2 separate regions of the Homo sapiens genome follow, and region 1 is linked to region 2. Evidence: read pairs that join two places in POLR2A ChIA-PET (ENCODE). Cell type or tissue: Panc1. All regions are shown on one strand. Links, peaks and the distances in the headings refer to the core of each region. The heading gives the core; the rest is flanking DNA.

Region 1 (7,178 bases), core at 858-5,857, 230 kb before region 2:
TTGGGTGAAAGAGCAAGACTCCGTCTCAAAAAAAAAAAAAAAGACTCTTGGTTCCAAGTAACAGAAGACAATGTAAGCTAGATTAAAATATGGGGCGGGAGACTTAATAAACTTATTTTAATGTTGCGGGGGGAGACATATGGAACACAGACAGGAATGTATTCAGCCTAGGGAATGGATAGAAACAGGCAGGACTGGGAGAGCTGGCAAAGTGCTTTTTCTGTTCTGTTCATCTGTTCACTCTTGGAGCTCTGTGCAAACCTACTTTTTTTTTTTTTTGAGATGCAGTTTTGCACTGTCACCCAGGCTGGAGTGCAGCGGTGCGATCTCGGCTCATTTCAACCTTGGCCTCCTGGGTTCAGGCAATTCTCCTGCCTCAGCCTCCCGAGTAGCTCCCTCCACCATACCCAGCTAATTTTTGTATTTTTAGTAGAGATGGGGTTTTGCCATGTTGGCCAGGCTGGTTTCGAACTCCTGACCTCAGGTGATCTGTCTGCCTCGGCTTCCCAAAGTGCTGGGATTACAGGCGTGAGCCACTGCGCCCGGCCGCAAACCAATTTTTTCTGCTTCTTTGACCCCACGAGGAATGTGGCATCACACTTTGAGAAGTAAGTCTCTATTCCAAGGTGGTGGGGTTTAGGAGGTACAAACATGGCTGTTGGGGCCTAATCTATGATCTATAGGAGGAATGGTTGTAAGTTGGGTAGATGTCAAATATGTCCACTATGAAGATGTAGTTTTTTTTTTGAGACAGAATCTCGCTCTATCGCCCAGGCTGGAGTGCAGTAGCGTGATCTCGGCTCACTGCAACCTCCGTCTCCCAGGTTCAAGCAATTCTCTGCCTCAGCCTCCTGAGTAGCTGGGATTACAGGTGCCCCGCCGCCATGCCCGGCTAATTTTTTTTCGTATTTTTAGTAGAGACAGGGTTTCACCAAGTTGGCCAGGCTGGTCTTGAACTCCTGACCTTGTGATCCACCCACCTTGGCCTACCAATGTGCTGGGATTACAGACGTGAGCCACCACACCCGGACTGTTTTTTTTTTTGAAGATGGAGTCTCGCTCTGTCACCCAGGCTGAGTGTAGCGGCATGATCTCAGCTCAATGCAACCTCTGCCCAAGATATAGGTATTTTAAGGGATCCTAAACTTGGTATTGTCACTGCAATCATTCCTTAGCAAATGGTGTGTGTGCACTCACACTCTGAAAGGTACTGGGGGATGTAAAGATGCAAAGTCTTAATCTGATAGCTCTCATATCTAGTTGGGATTATACAACGTGTACACCAAGAATCTTAGGACCAGGAAGTACGAGAAATGCCACTGAGAGTGACATAAGGCTGGGCAAGGTGGCTCACACCATAATCCCAGCACTTTAGGAGGCTGAGGGGGGCGGATCACTTGAGCTCAGGAGTTTCAGACCAGCTTGGGCAACGTTGTAAAACCCTGCCTCTTCAAAAAATACAAAATTAGCCAGGTATAGTGGTGTGGACCTGCAGTCCCAGCTACTTGAGTGGCTGAGGTGGGAGGACTGCTTGAGCCGGGGAGGTGGAGGTTGTAGTGAGCCATGATTGCGTCACTGCACTCCACCTTGGGTGACTGAGCCAGACCCTGTCTCAAAAAAAAAAAAAAAAGGGCCAGGCATGGTGGCTCACGCCTGTAATCCCAGCACTTTGGGAGGCCGAGGCGGGCGGATCACGAGGTCAGGAGATCAAGACCATCCTGGCTAACACAGTGAAACCCCGTCTCTACTAAATATACAAAAAAAAGTTAGCCGGGCGTGGTGGCAGGCGCCTGTAGTCCCAGCTACTCGGGAGGCTGAGGCAGGAGAATGGCGTGAACCTGGGTGGCGGGGCTTGCAGTGAGCCGAGATCGTGCCACTGCACTCCAGCCTGGGCAACAGAGCAAGACTATGTCTCAAAAAAAAAAAAAAAATCAGGGTTGGCCGGGTGCAGAGGCTCATGCCTGTAATCCCAGCACTGTGGGAGGCTGAGGTGGGTGGATCACCTGAGGTTAGGAGTTCAAGACCAGACTGGTGAAACCCTGTTTCTACTAAAAAATACAAAAATTAGCCGGGTGTGGTGGCATGCACCTGTAGTCCCAGCTACTTGGGAGGCTGAGGCAGGAGAATCACTTGAACCCAGGAGATGGAGGATGGAGTGAGCTGAGATTGCGCCAGTGCACTCCAGCCTGGGCGATGGAGAGACAGACTCTGTCTCCAAAAAAAAAAAAAAAAAAAAAAAAAGATCAGGTTTACAGTGAACTGTGGTAATCAATGAAGACATTAAGGAGGAGGTATCATTTGGGCCATGCCATAGAAGTTGGATTGGATTTTGATAAGCAGAAATGTGGCGGGAAGGAATTTTATGTAGAGATGTAGAGATGCCCTTTGGGAGGCTGAGGCAGGCAGATCACCTGTGGTCGGGAGTTCAAGACCAGCCTGACCAACGTGGAGAAACCCCATCTCTACTAAAAATACAAAAATTAGCTGGGTGTGGTGGTGCATCCCTGTAATCCCAGCTACTTGGGAGGCTGAGGCAGGAGAATCGCTTGAACCCAGGAGGCAGAGGTTGCGGTGAGCTGAGATAGCACCATTGCATTCCAGCCTGGGCAACAAGAGCAAAACTCCGTTTCAAAAGAAAAAAAAAAAAAAGATGTAGAGATGAAGGATGAGCCAAAGCTGGGTAAGAATAAGGCTTATCTAGAGAATTGTGAGATTTGTTTTGTTAGAACAGTTATGCAAGCATAATAAAGCAATGAGAAAAAGTGGGAAGATGCTGGGCGCGGTGGCTCACGCCTGTAATCCCAGCACTTTGGGAGGCTGAGGCGGGCGGATCATGAGGTCAGGAGATCGAGACCATCCTGGCTAACACGGTGAAACCCCGTCTCTACTAAAAAAATACAAAAAATTAGCCCAGTGTGGTGGCAGGCGCCTGTAGTCCCAGCTACTCCGGAGGCTGAGGCAGGAGAATGGCATGAACCCGGGAGGTGGAGCTTGCAGTGAGCCGAGATTGTGCCACCGCACTCCAGCTTGGGTGACAGAGTGAGACTCCATCTCAAAAAAAAAAAAAAAAAAAAGAAAAAGAAAAAGTGGGAAGATACCAAATGGTGGAGCTCCTTGGATGTCAAGTTGTTTGAACTTCATTCTGTAGGCAAAGAAGCCACCATAACCTTTTTAACATAGGCGAGATTATAAACAGGAGAATGCTTTAATAAGATTACCCTGGGAGCTGTGGGCCTGGAGAGTAGAGACTAGAGGCAGAACAAACTCTTAGGAGGCCATTGAAATAAATTACTAATTAGAGCTTTCTGTTTGTGATAGCCACTAGACACCTGTGGCTATTTATTTTTTTCTTTTTTTTTTTTTTGAGACGGAGTCTTGCTCTGTCGCCCAGGCTGGAGTGCAGTGGCGCGATCTCGGCTCACTGCAAGCTCCGCCTCCTAGGTTCACGCCATTCTCCTGCCTCAGCCTCCCAAGCAGCTGGGTCTACAGGCGCCCGCCACCATGCCCGGCTAATTTTTTGTATTTTTAGTAGAGACGGGGTTTCACCATGTTAGCCAGGATGGTCTCGATCCCCTGACCTCGTGATCTGCCCGCCTCGGCCTCCCAAAGTGCTGGGATTACAGGCGTGAGCCACCGTGCCTGGTACTTGTGGCTATTGACTACTTGAAATGTGACTCGGTGAGAGTGAGATCCTTTTTTTTTTTTTGAGACAGTGTCTCGCTCTGTGGTCCAGGCTGAGTGCAGTGGTGCGATCTTGGTTCACTGCAACCTCCACCTCCCTGGTTCAGGCGATCCTCCCACCTCAGCCTCCTGAGTAGCTGGGACCACAGGCATGTGCCACCACGCCTGGCTAATTTTTGTATTTTTGTAGAGATGGGGTTTTGCCACATTGCCCAGGCTGGTCTCTAACTCCTGGACTCATGTGATCCGCCTGCCTTGGCCTCCCAAAGTGCTGGGATTAAGCAAGGGCCATCATGCCTGGTCCCGAGATCACGTCTCTTAAAAAACAAATAGGCTGTGTGCAGTGGCTCATCCCTGTAATTCCAGCACTTTGGGAGGCCAAGGTGGGTGGATCACCTGAGTTGGAGTTCGAGACCACCCTGGCCAACGTAGCAAAACTCCATCTCTACTAAAAGTACAAAAATTAGCCAGGCATGGTGGTGTGCGCCTGTACTCCCAGCTACTCGGGAGGCTCAGTAAGGAGAATCGCTTGAACCCAGGAGGTGGAGGTTGCAGTGAGCCGAGATAGTGCCATTGCACTCCAGCCTGGGCAACAGAGACTCCGTCTCAAAGAAAATAAATAAAATAAAATAAAGTAAAAGCACTAGACTATTAGTAGTTAAGAGCAAGTTAACAGTATCCAAATCAGGGCTATTTAGTCAAAGATAAGATAGACTTTGAGCTTGAAAACTAAGGGAAAATTTTCATCTCTTTCAATACTTGGGAAGGGACAGGATCTTCCATATTTAGGAAACTGAGTTGTCCTAAACTCACTGTATTTCATCTTGAATTTTCTCTATTTTCCTGAGACAAGTGGAAACTGTGAAAGCAGTCAATGCTGTTATATTGCCTGTGAGCTCCGTCGAGGCCACCAGAATGCCATATGCTAGCTATACTATGCGTACGTATGTGCGCATATAACACACATCTCTGCCCCTTTTCAGCAGTGGACTCTGGGATACAGGCCAGACCTTGGAAGAGTGTCTAGGGGCTTAAGAACTTCATGTTCTTCATAGCTTTGCCTTTTTTTTTTTTTTTTTAACCCCCTCATACCTTTGTCCTTTGAGAGAGACAGTTAAGTAGGTAAGGTCTTCCCAAGTCCTCACACCATTACACTCTGGCCAAAAGGCCTTGTGTTTGAAACAGGCCTGATCTACACCCCTCATGTCCTCGGCACCGACGAAACACGATGACATGAGAAAGAACTTGGTGTTTAAGCCTCTGTGCCTGGCAATCTTGTGATGTCTTTTTTTTTTTTTTTTTTGAGATGGAGTCTTGCTCTGTCACCCAGGCTCAAGTTCAGTGGTGCCATCTTGGCTCACTACAACGTCCGCCTCTGGTTTCAAGTGATTCTCCTGGCTCAGCCTCCTAAGTAGCTGGGATTAGAGGTGCCCGCCAACACACCAGGTTAATTTTTGTATTTTTAGTGAAGACAGGGTTTCACCATGTTGGCCAGGCATGTCTCGAACTCCTGACCTCAGGTGATCCGCCCACCTTGGCCTCCCAAAGTGTTGGGATTACAGGCGTGAGCCACTGTGCCTGGCCTTTGTGATGATATCTTAATTTTTACTGCTAATGATGCTCTACTTTAGCTGCAAGAAAGCTCAAGGGAAGTCTGCCTCCTGGCTCTTAGAGAGCAGGAACAGACGAAGACGTGAATCATTAGGGGGCAGAAGGCGGACTATGGGCTCCAAGATGGCCTCCAGAGATTCTCTTCCTCCTGATATTCATGTCCTTGTGTAGTACCAACCTACACTGAATAGGGATGACCTGTGTGATAACAGGATATTGCATAAATGATGGAGTATAACTTCCCAGCCTAGGTCATAAAAGACATTGCGATTTGTCGTTTTCTCATCCTTCACTAGCTCTAGGGAAGGCCTGCTGCCATGTTGAAAGGACACTCACGTAGTCCTATGAAAGCCTGCATTGTGAGCTGAGGCCTCCTGCCAACAGCCAGCACCAACTTGCCAGCCATATGAGCAAGCCACCTTGGAAGTGGATACCCCAACCCACTACACTTTCAGAGGACTGCAACCTCTTGAAAGATTCTGAACAAGAACCACCCAGCTTATCAATCCTGAATTCCTGACTCACAGAAACTGGGATAATACATACATACATACTACTGTTTAAGCTGAAGTTTTGGTGTTTTTACCTAGCGATAGGCCTCTAATGTGGTAGATGAATATTTTGTATGATGTTTTGTCATTGAAACGGCTCTCGATTTTCAAGTCATTCCTTTAGAATCTGGCTAGTTTCTCTGAAGCTCTATGCTTACCATTCTTGTACTTATTCTGGTGTATACAACCAGAAAGTTGGCTTCTCTCTAGGGGTAAATAACCGGAGAGTGATAAAGAACTTAGTTCTCACTATAATAACCACAGAGAAAGGATGCCTCTTGTTAGGTTCATTTTACTTTTTTTTTTTTTTTTGAGACGAGTCTTGCTCTGTCACCCAGGCTGGAGTGCAGTGGCGTGACCTTGGCTCACTGCAAGCTCTGCCTCCCAGGTTCATGCCATTCTCCTGCCTCAGCCTCCCGAGTAGCTGGGACTACAGGTGCCTGCCACCATGCCTGGCTAATTTTTTGTATTTTTAGTAGAGATGGGATTTCACCGTGTTAGCCAGGATGGTCTCGACCTCCTGACCTCGTGATCTGCCCACCTCGGCCTCCCAACGTGCTGGGATTACAGGCGTGAGCCACCGCGCCTGGCCTCATTTTTTTTGAAAAAAAATAAAAAATAAAAAATAAAAAAATCTAAGCTTAATCATAGATTTACCTTACTCTGCTCCAAGGCAATTTTTCAACTTTTTAAAAAATAAATGTTTTCTTTCAGTATAATACCCAAAAAAGTGCACAAAATGTCTTGATAACATATTACAAAGGGAACACACCCATGTAACCCCCACCCAGATCAAAGAAACAGAATATCATTAGCCATCTAGAAGCCCATTTGGTCATCTTCATTTTCTTTTTTTTTTTTTTTTTGAGGCAGAGTCCCACTCTGTTGCCCAGGCTGGAGTGCAGTGGTGCAATCTCAGCTCACTGCAACCTCTGCATCCCAGGTTCAAGCAGTTCTTCTGCCTCAGCTTCTGGAGTAAGTGGGATTACAGGCACGCACCACTACGCCCAGCTAAGTTTTGTATTTTTAGTAGAGACAGGGTTTCACCATGTTGGGCCAGGCTGGTCTGAAACTCCTGACCTCCAGTGATCCGCCCGCCTCAGCCTCCCAAAGTGCTTGGATTACAGGCATGAGCCACTGTGCCTGGCCTAATTTTTTTTATTTTTTATTTTTTGTAGAAGTGGTCTCGAACTTGTGGTGTGCCTTCTTATTTATTTATTCATTTTTTTTTAGAGACGGAGTCTCACTGTCTCCCAGGCTGGAGTGCAGTGGCACGATCTCGGCTCACTGCAACCTCCGCCTACCGGATTCAAGTGACTCTCCTGCCTCAGCCTC
Region 2 (7,178 bases), core at 1,056-6,055:
GGGCGACAGAGTGAGACTCCGACTCAAAACAAAACAAAACAAAACATGGCTTGGACCTAAATTATGTCCCACTGAATTGTGTGTCTTTGTTGCAGCATAAGCTATGACTGATGCTAGGCTTGGGGGAGCAACTCTTACTGTGTGGCGTTTGGTGTGGGTCTCAACCAGACGTCGGCCCCAGATCTATAGAGCCCTCAGGGAGGGAACTAATTACTACTCAGACTACTTGAGTTCAAGAAGCAACTGGGCCCATTATTTAACCCCTGTGTGCCTCAGTTTCCTTACCTGTAACATGAGGGTGTATCAGTTTGCTAGGGCTGCCAGAACACAGTACAACAGAATGGACTGCTTAAACAACAGAAATGTATCTACTCACAGTTCTGGAGGCTGGGAGTCTGAGCTCAAGGTGTCTCAGGGCTGGTTTGTTGGAGGCCTTTCTCCTTGGCCGATAGGCGGCCACCTTCTCCCTGTGTCCTCACAGGATCTTCCCTCTGTCTGTGTCTGTGTCCAAATTTCCTCTTCTTAGAAGTACACCAGTCATATTGTATTAGGGCCCATCCTAGCAGCCTCATCTTAATTACCTCTCCAAAGACCCTATCTTCCAATACAGTCACATTCTGAGGGACTGGGGTCAGGACTCCAATACATGAATTTGGAGGGGGACATAAATCAGCCCCTAACTGGAGGATAATATCAGAATTTATTCCTTCGCAAACTTGTAGAGTTGATTGAATTAAGACACGTAAAGTGCTTAGAACACTAATAGAAAATGCTTTTTACTACTACTATTATTGTTATTTAGAGACAGCATCTTGCTCTGTCACCCAGGCTAGAGTGCAGTGGCATGACCATAGCTCACTGCAGCTTCGAACTCATGTCCTCAAGCGATCCTCCTGCTTGGTCTCCTGAGTCGCTAAGATTGCAGGCGTGCACCACCAAACCCAGCCTGTTTGTTTTCTTCCTTTCTCTCTCTCTCTCTCTCTCTCTCATTCTTTCTGATAGAGTCTTGCTCTGTCACCCAGTCTGGAGTACAGTGGCGTGATCACAGCTCACTGCAACCTCCGCCTCCCTCAAGTGATTCTCCTGTTTCAGCCTCCTGAGTAGCTGGGATGACAGGCACGTGCCACCATGCCCAGCTAAATTTTGTATTTTTAGTAGAAACGGGGTTTCACCATGTTGGCCAGGCTGGTCTCGAACTCCTGACCTCAAGTGATCCACTGCCTTGGCCTCCCAAAGTGCTGGGATTACAGGCATGAGCTACTGCGCCTGGCACCCAGCCTGCTTTCTATTGTTTAAGATGCAGAAATGACGTATGAAAGCGGGGCAGCCACTTTACAGGTTTCCCCAAGCTCCTGCCTCCCCTGAAATTTGGCTCCTTTGAGTCCTAATGGTTCTCGGACCCCATGCCCTCAGAAGCCTTCCCTACTTGCTTCAGGCGCCTCCCTTCTGAGGTCACAGCTCTGAGGCCAGGATCCTCTGTAACCGCCTTCTCCCCACGAGGCAGCCTGATTGCGTGGCCCCTTGAAAGCAATTAAGCCTGTGGTTTTCAAACTGTGGTCTCCAGACCATCAGCATCACCTGGAAACTCGTTAGAAAGGCACATTCTTGGGCCCACCCCATACCTCTGTGTTAATAAACCCTCCCGCTGATTCTAATGCGTGCTCCAGGCTGAACAAGAAGGTCCTCAGTGAAGGAATCAATTCTGCCGAACTACCGCTTGGGGACAGCACAGGACCACAAGGTAACCATGGCTGATGAAAAGCACCCGCAAATTGCAAAAGCCTCTCACTGCCCTTCCGGCCTCCAGTGTTGCTGTAAGCCCCCTTCAGTTCTCCCCACATACCCTGCATGACCTCTGGAAACCTCATACCTGATGGTGTCACTGGTTCAGAATTCTTCAGCAGCTCCCTAGGACATGAAAGGTCCTTCATTTGCTGAGCAGTATCTCCTGCCAGGTGCATCTTGCACGGGCTCCTCTCTCTCTGTCTCTGTACGTTCCCTGGGGTCGGACCCACCTGGGTTCGAATTTCAGCCCTGCCATTTACCGTCTGGGCGTGATGTGGGCAAGATACATCATTTTGAGCCCCTCATCTATGAAATGGGAGCAGTTAATAAGACTTTTCTCATGGGGCGGTTATGAGAGTCGGAGACCTCATGTATAAAGAGATTTTAGCCTAGGATCATGCAAACAGTAGGTGCCTGATATGCAGCAACTCTGCTTCCCCATCTGCACTGCCAAGTGCAAGAGGCAGTTGCCCACAGGCCCATCTCCGTGCCGGGTGTAGTAGGTGCTGTCTGAGTCCCACCAATCCTCTGACTTCGTGGCTTCCATCTGCCAGAACCTGTGTGTCTTTGCCTGGGGCTTTCTCTGGCTGCTGGTATCCACTGTGGTACCAGGGCCATAAATCTCTGTAAATTGGGGATGATAATAATGCCTACCTCATGGCACTGTTGGGAGGCCTTGTTAGTACCCTGCGTAGAAGGGGGCCTCAGATGTTGGGGTGCTGTTGGGGTGCTGTCTCTGTAACTCGCCTACCCACAGGAGTAGCCGTATCAGGAATACTGGGCAGTAGATGAAAGACGTGGGCCTGGCTCACATGGTGGCTCTCTGCTCTGCCACCCAGGCCGGCACCTGAGACGCCTGAATTGATGTCATAGGATGTAAGAGGACACCAGGAGCCTGGGGCTGCCAGTAACCCTGGCACCTTGGCAGGGCAGTGAGTTCTTCATAGCCTCTGAGAACCTGGACCATCTCAAGCTGGGGACCTGGAGGTGACTCAGCCCCTCAGCCTGCAGCCTGCAGGGCCAGAGGGACCTGCACTTTCCTGGGTGGGTGGGTGAGGGGCATAGACCTTGTCCAAAGTCACTGTCATCAGGACCCCACTCTTTCTTGTGGTTGCTTCCTGGGGGTTTCTCTGCCCTTTATCTTCATGTTCTGTGTGGGGCTAATCTGGCCCTTGGATGCAGTAGGCATTTATCTATGTGACTTGATGTAAGGGGCTCCAAAAATGCCCCCCGCCCAACCAGCCTAAATATCTCCCTGCCAGACTGTCATACTGTCTGTGCATGAAACCCCTGGCTTCAGCATTGCCCTCTCCCATTTCCTCGTATTGAAATAGGTGGCAAGCTGCAGTCAGGACTGGCAAAGAGCCCTGTGCAAAATGAAAATGGAGGGCTCCTCGTCCAAAAGTTAGGAAGAATTTCAAGGCAACAACAGAAGAGAATTCAACTAAGCACGGGGCCCTGCACTGCTGCACAGGCTGTGCACTCTTGAAGCCAGCTCTGCCTGCAGCCTGAGCTCTTAGCGAGACAGGATCACCTCCTTTCCTTGCACCAGTGAGGAGCCCTGGAGCTGCCCAGATCAAGGACACAAAGACAAAACGAGCCTCTTTACTCAGCTCAGGACAATTGTTGTTTTCGGAGATGGGTGAAGCTCAGGGCCCTCTGTCCAGCTGGCCTAACTTCAGGGCCTCCTGAAATTCCTCTGGGTTCTCCAGGCCCCTGGAGTCCTGGCAGTTGATGGGGCATTTTCTGCCTATGGCCTGGCTGGCCCTGAGCTTGTCCTTACTCTATTGCAGTGTTTGCCTTGCCTGCTGAGGGACTCGCTCTGGCATGTGGGCCTGATCCTGAGGGGTCCTTTTCCTGTTTCCTGAACAACCACCAGATCTTTGGATTTAGCTCCTAGCAGCCCCAGGAGCACCCCCAGACAGACTTCCCGTGCTTGGGGCTGTTCTAGGCTCTCCAGATCCACTGTCTTCTCCATCGCCCTGTGCCCCACAAGGCTGAGCTGGGTGGCTGCCTCTGTGGGCTACCTGTGCTTTTGCTTCTGGTTGGGTATGACCAATGGAAGAGAGGGAGGAGTGAGAGAGGTGGGCATTTACCCGCCAGCTCCCTCCTGGGGCTGCTGTAGCCTGGCTGTGTCCCTGCCCCAGGTGCCAGCTGCTTGTCAGGCAGCTCTCCCCGCTCAGCCCTTTCTGCCTCTGGGTTCTAACCCTCCCCGCTAGCAGCTCCCTCCCCTTGGACTGCCAGGCCTTGGGTGGTCACAGATTCCAGCTGTCACTACTGTTCCCTCCCTTGAGATCTCCCAATACCCTGACCATCCTTTGTGAATGGTTCCTTTATTAAACTCTCCCAGAATTATCCGAATTTGAATTTGTAACTATTTCCTTCCGGGTCCCTGACTGGTAGAAAGATCTTTGCTCTATGTTGTACCCCTGATCTATCTTTGTAGCCCTCAATCCCTTGGGACAGCCAGGTCAGGGACCAGATGTCCAGGAACTCAGGCCAGAGCCCACTCCCAATCTCCTTGGAGAACACCACAGAAGAAGTGGGGACCCTCCCCCAGGCCCCCCAAACACACCCACCGGGTACTCCATCCTCAGGGAATTGGGCACCAGGGGCCTACACATTGTGTCTTTTTCTCCTTCAGCTTCGGGGCTTGATGGAGGTAAGACAGTCAGCCAGAGAGGCTCATCCCCACACAGGCCCCCGGTGACCAGGTAACTAGGTAACCAGACAAGTATACAATTAGACAACTAGGCAACCAGATAACCAGACGACAGGCAACCAAACAACTAGATAACCAGGCAACCAGGCAAGCCGACAAGTAGGCAGCATTCTCTGAGGGGGACATCCGCTGGCTCTGCTGGTCAACCTTCCCTCTATCTTTTCCTGGCAGCAGATTTTCCCTTAGGGAGCTTGTCCTCCTTCCCTACTCAGGGGAGGCACCTGTGACCTCTGCCTAAGCCAGTCAGCCAGTCAGGCTTACCCAAAGCTGATTCTGGAACTTGACTAACCTAGAAGAGGCTGTTTCTTGCTGGACCTGCAGAGAGGAAGTGAGGTCTGAAGCTGTGCCACCCTTTTAAATCTAAGACAGGAGCCAACCTGAAAGAGGCAAGGCTGGGAGATGGGGAGACATCATTTGAGCCTTGATTGAACCATTCCTGAAGCTGCTGCCTTGGCGCCTTTAAGTTTTATGAACCAGTGAATTCTCTTTTTGCTGAAGCCACTTCACGCAGTGTTCCTTTCTTTGCAAAAGGAAGAACCCTGGCTGGGATGAGAGTCCCTGAAACTTTGCTCCACTGACCTGCTGCTAGGAGTGAGGCCCCTCCCTGCTTGTGATAGTCTTCCTGGAGCACCACCCAGGGCATTGGTCAGGAGGCTTGGGCTCAAATCTGGGACTGCTTTTAATGAGTTGTGTCAATGGACATGTCCCTTCAGCTCTCGGGGCCTTGGGCTTCTCACAAATAGCCATGCCTTTCTGCCCTACTTTAGCTGTGAATGGGGCTGAATGTTAGTACCATTTCCTGGGAGCCGTTGGTGTGGTATGGAGGTCAGGAACATGGCTGACTCAAATCTGGCTTTCAGAGTCTGATAACCAATTGCTCCAGGGTGTGTAGCCAGGGCTTTCCTGCTGCTCTCTTCTTCATTTGGGGAAGTCTCTGGCTCCCAGCCAGGGTCAGAGCCCAATGCTGTGGCAGCTAAGCCTTCTTCTCCATTCCTGGCTTGCTCACGGGAGGCACCTGTGACCTCCACCTAAGCCAATCAGCCAGTTAGGCTTACCCAAAACTAATTCTGGAACTTGACTAACCTAGAAAAGGCTGTTTCTTGCTGGACCTGCAGAGAGGAAGTGAGGTCTGGAGCTGCGCCACCCTTTCAAATCTGGGACAGGAGCCAACCTGAAAGAGGCAAGGCTGGGAGATGGAGAGACATTATTTGAGCCTCGATCGAACCATTCCTGAAGCTGCTGCCTTGGAGCCTTTAAGTTTTATGAACCAATGAATTCCCTTTTTGCTTAAGCCAGTTCTTTATTTCTTTGGGCCCTATCTCTGCCTCAAATCAGTGTACAGGAGGCTTCAGCACATCATTTTAACAATGATTTTATCAGGAAATTCCCATCTGTGCTCATAACTCAGCCTTTAATTGGTGGAAATTACCGGTCCCATATGCTTAGAGCTGTGGTTTTCAAAATGTGAGCTCCAGACCAACAGAACCAGCAATTACTTGGGAACTGGTTAGAAATGCAAATTTTCGGGCCGCATTCTATACCTGCTGAATCAGAAACTCTCGGGGTGCCCCCAGCAATGTGTGGTTTAAGAAGTCTGCCGGGTGATTCTGATTCTCACTCAAGTGTGCGAACCACCTGCTTGGAGCTTTTGCTGGTTCAAAAGGTGCACATAGAGGATGATCTGGCACTGCCTGGATCTCCTTTGGCTGCAGATGGGCTGTTCCCCAGCAGCAGCGAATGAGTATTTGCTGCTAACGGCTTCCAGCTGTTCCTTCTCCCTGCACTAAATCTGCCTTCCACGGGCCATGGCCAGTGCCTGATGGGCATGGGGGTATACCAGGCTGGTCTCTTTGTCCAGTGGACCAGAGAGGGACACTCCAATGTGAATTACTTTCTAGCCCCTCTGTGAATTAGGCCAGAGCTAGACTTTAAATGCTCAAGTCACTGCTTCTTCCAAACGCCTAGCTGTTTTTGGGACCACAGGTGTGAGTTACCGTACAACACCCTGGTGAAAAAAAAAGTCACTTGGCTTTGCAAAATTAAAATAAGCGTGCTTGATTGCTTGATTATCCTCCTCTGCAGGCTGGTTTTAAAGTCAACCAGGAGAGCCTCTGACTGTCATCTGGTTTGCAGGTCCTGGTGGCCATCAGCTGTGATTGGGTCATTCTCCTCTTTGTATCAAAGAATCAACACTTCCACCCCTTGGCCCAGACCTCACAGGGACATGTTTCATGGTAGCCTAAGAGATACAAAAAACTTGTCAACTGCTTTCTTCCTCTGACTGCCCTTCCTGAGAAGGGAGAAGGGAAAAATATTTACTTTTTGTTCTCAATTATCAAAGAGAAAGGCAAGATGCCAGTTACTTTCCCAGTTAATTTCTGAGGGGTAACAGAAAGTTTGGCGAGTGTGTTTGTGTGACTGTGTGTTTGTGTGTGTGGCTGTATGTTGGGTGTTGGGGTGTGTTTGCTTGTTTGTATGTGTTTGTGTGTCTGAGTGTGTGCAGATGGATGTGGAAGTGTGTTTGTGTGTTTGTGTGTGTGTAGATGGATGTGGAAGTGTGTGTGTCTGTGTGTGTGCAGATGGATGTGGAAGTGTGTGTGTCTGTGTGTGTGCAGATGGATGTGGAAGTGTGTTTGTATGTCTGTGTGTGTGTGTACAGATGGATGTGGAA

Evidence for each region. Peaks named below come from ENCODE experiments on the same cell type or tissue, not always from the same donor. Only the 100,000 strongest peaks of a DNase experiment are listed, where the experiment ranks them.
Region 1: POLR2A ChIA-PET joins it to region 2 with 14 read pairs; 6 of 35 experiments call an interaction of 5 or more read pairs at or near these places.

Annotation. Positions count from the first base shown.
Region 1 is chr20:3,880,254-3,887,431 of GRCh38, forward strand. It overlaps PANK2-AS1 (PANK2 antisense RNA 1), which reads right to left. Exons shown (of 2, transcript XR_001754478.3): 2 at 6,116-7,178. Among named protein-coding and RNA genes, the nearest start is that of PANK2-AS1, 5.3 kb to the right of the region's middle. In Panc1, for the core only: no CTCF peak of the experiment used is centred there; no DNase peak of the experiment used is centred there.
Region 2 is chr20:4,107,093-4,114,270 of GRCh38, forward strand. No RefSeq gene overlaps it. Among named protein-coding and RNA genes, the nearest start is that of SMOX, 38 kb to the right of the region's middle. RefSeq lists enhancers at 1,767-2,319, 2,320-2,871, 3,205-3,769. In Panc1, for the core only: a CTCF peak has its summit at 1,730; a DNase peak (open chromatin) is centred at 1,729; H3K27ac peaks cover 4,051 bases.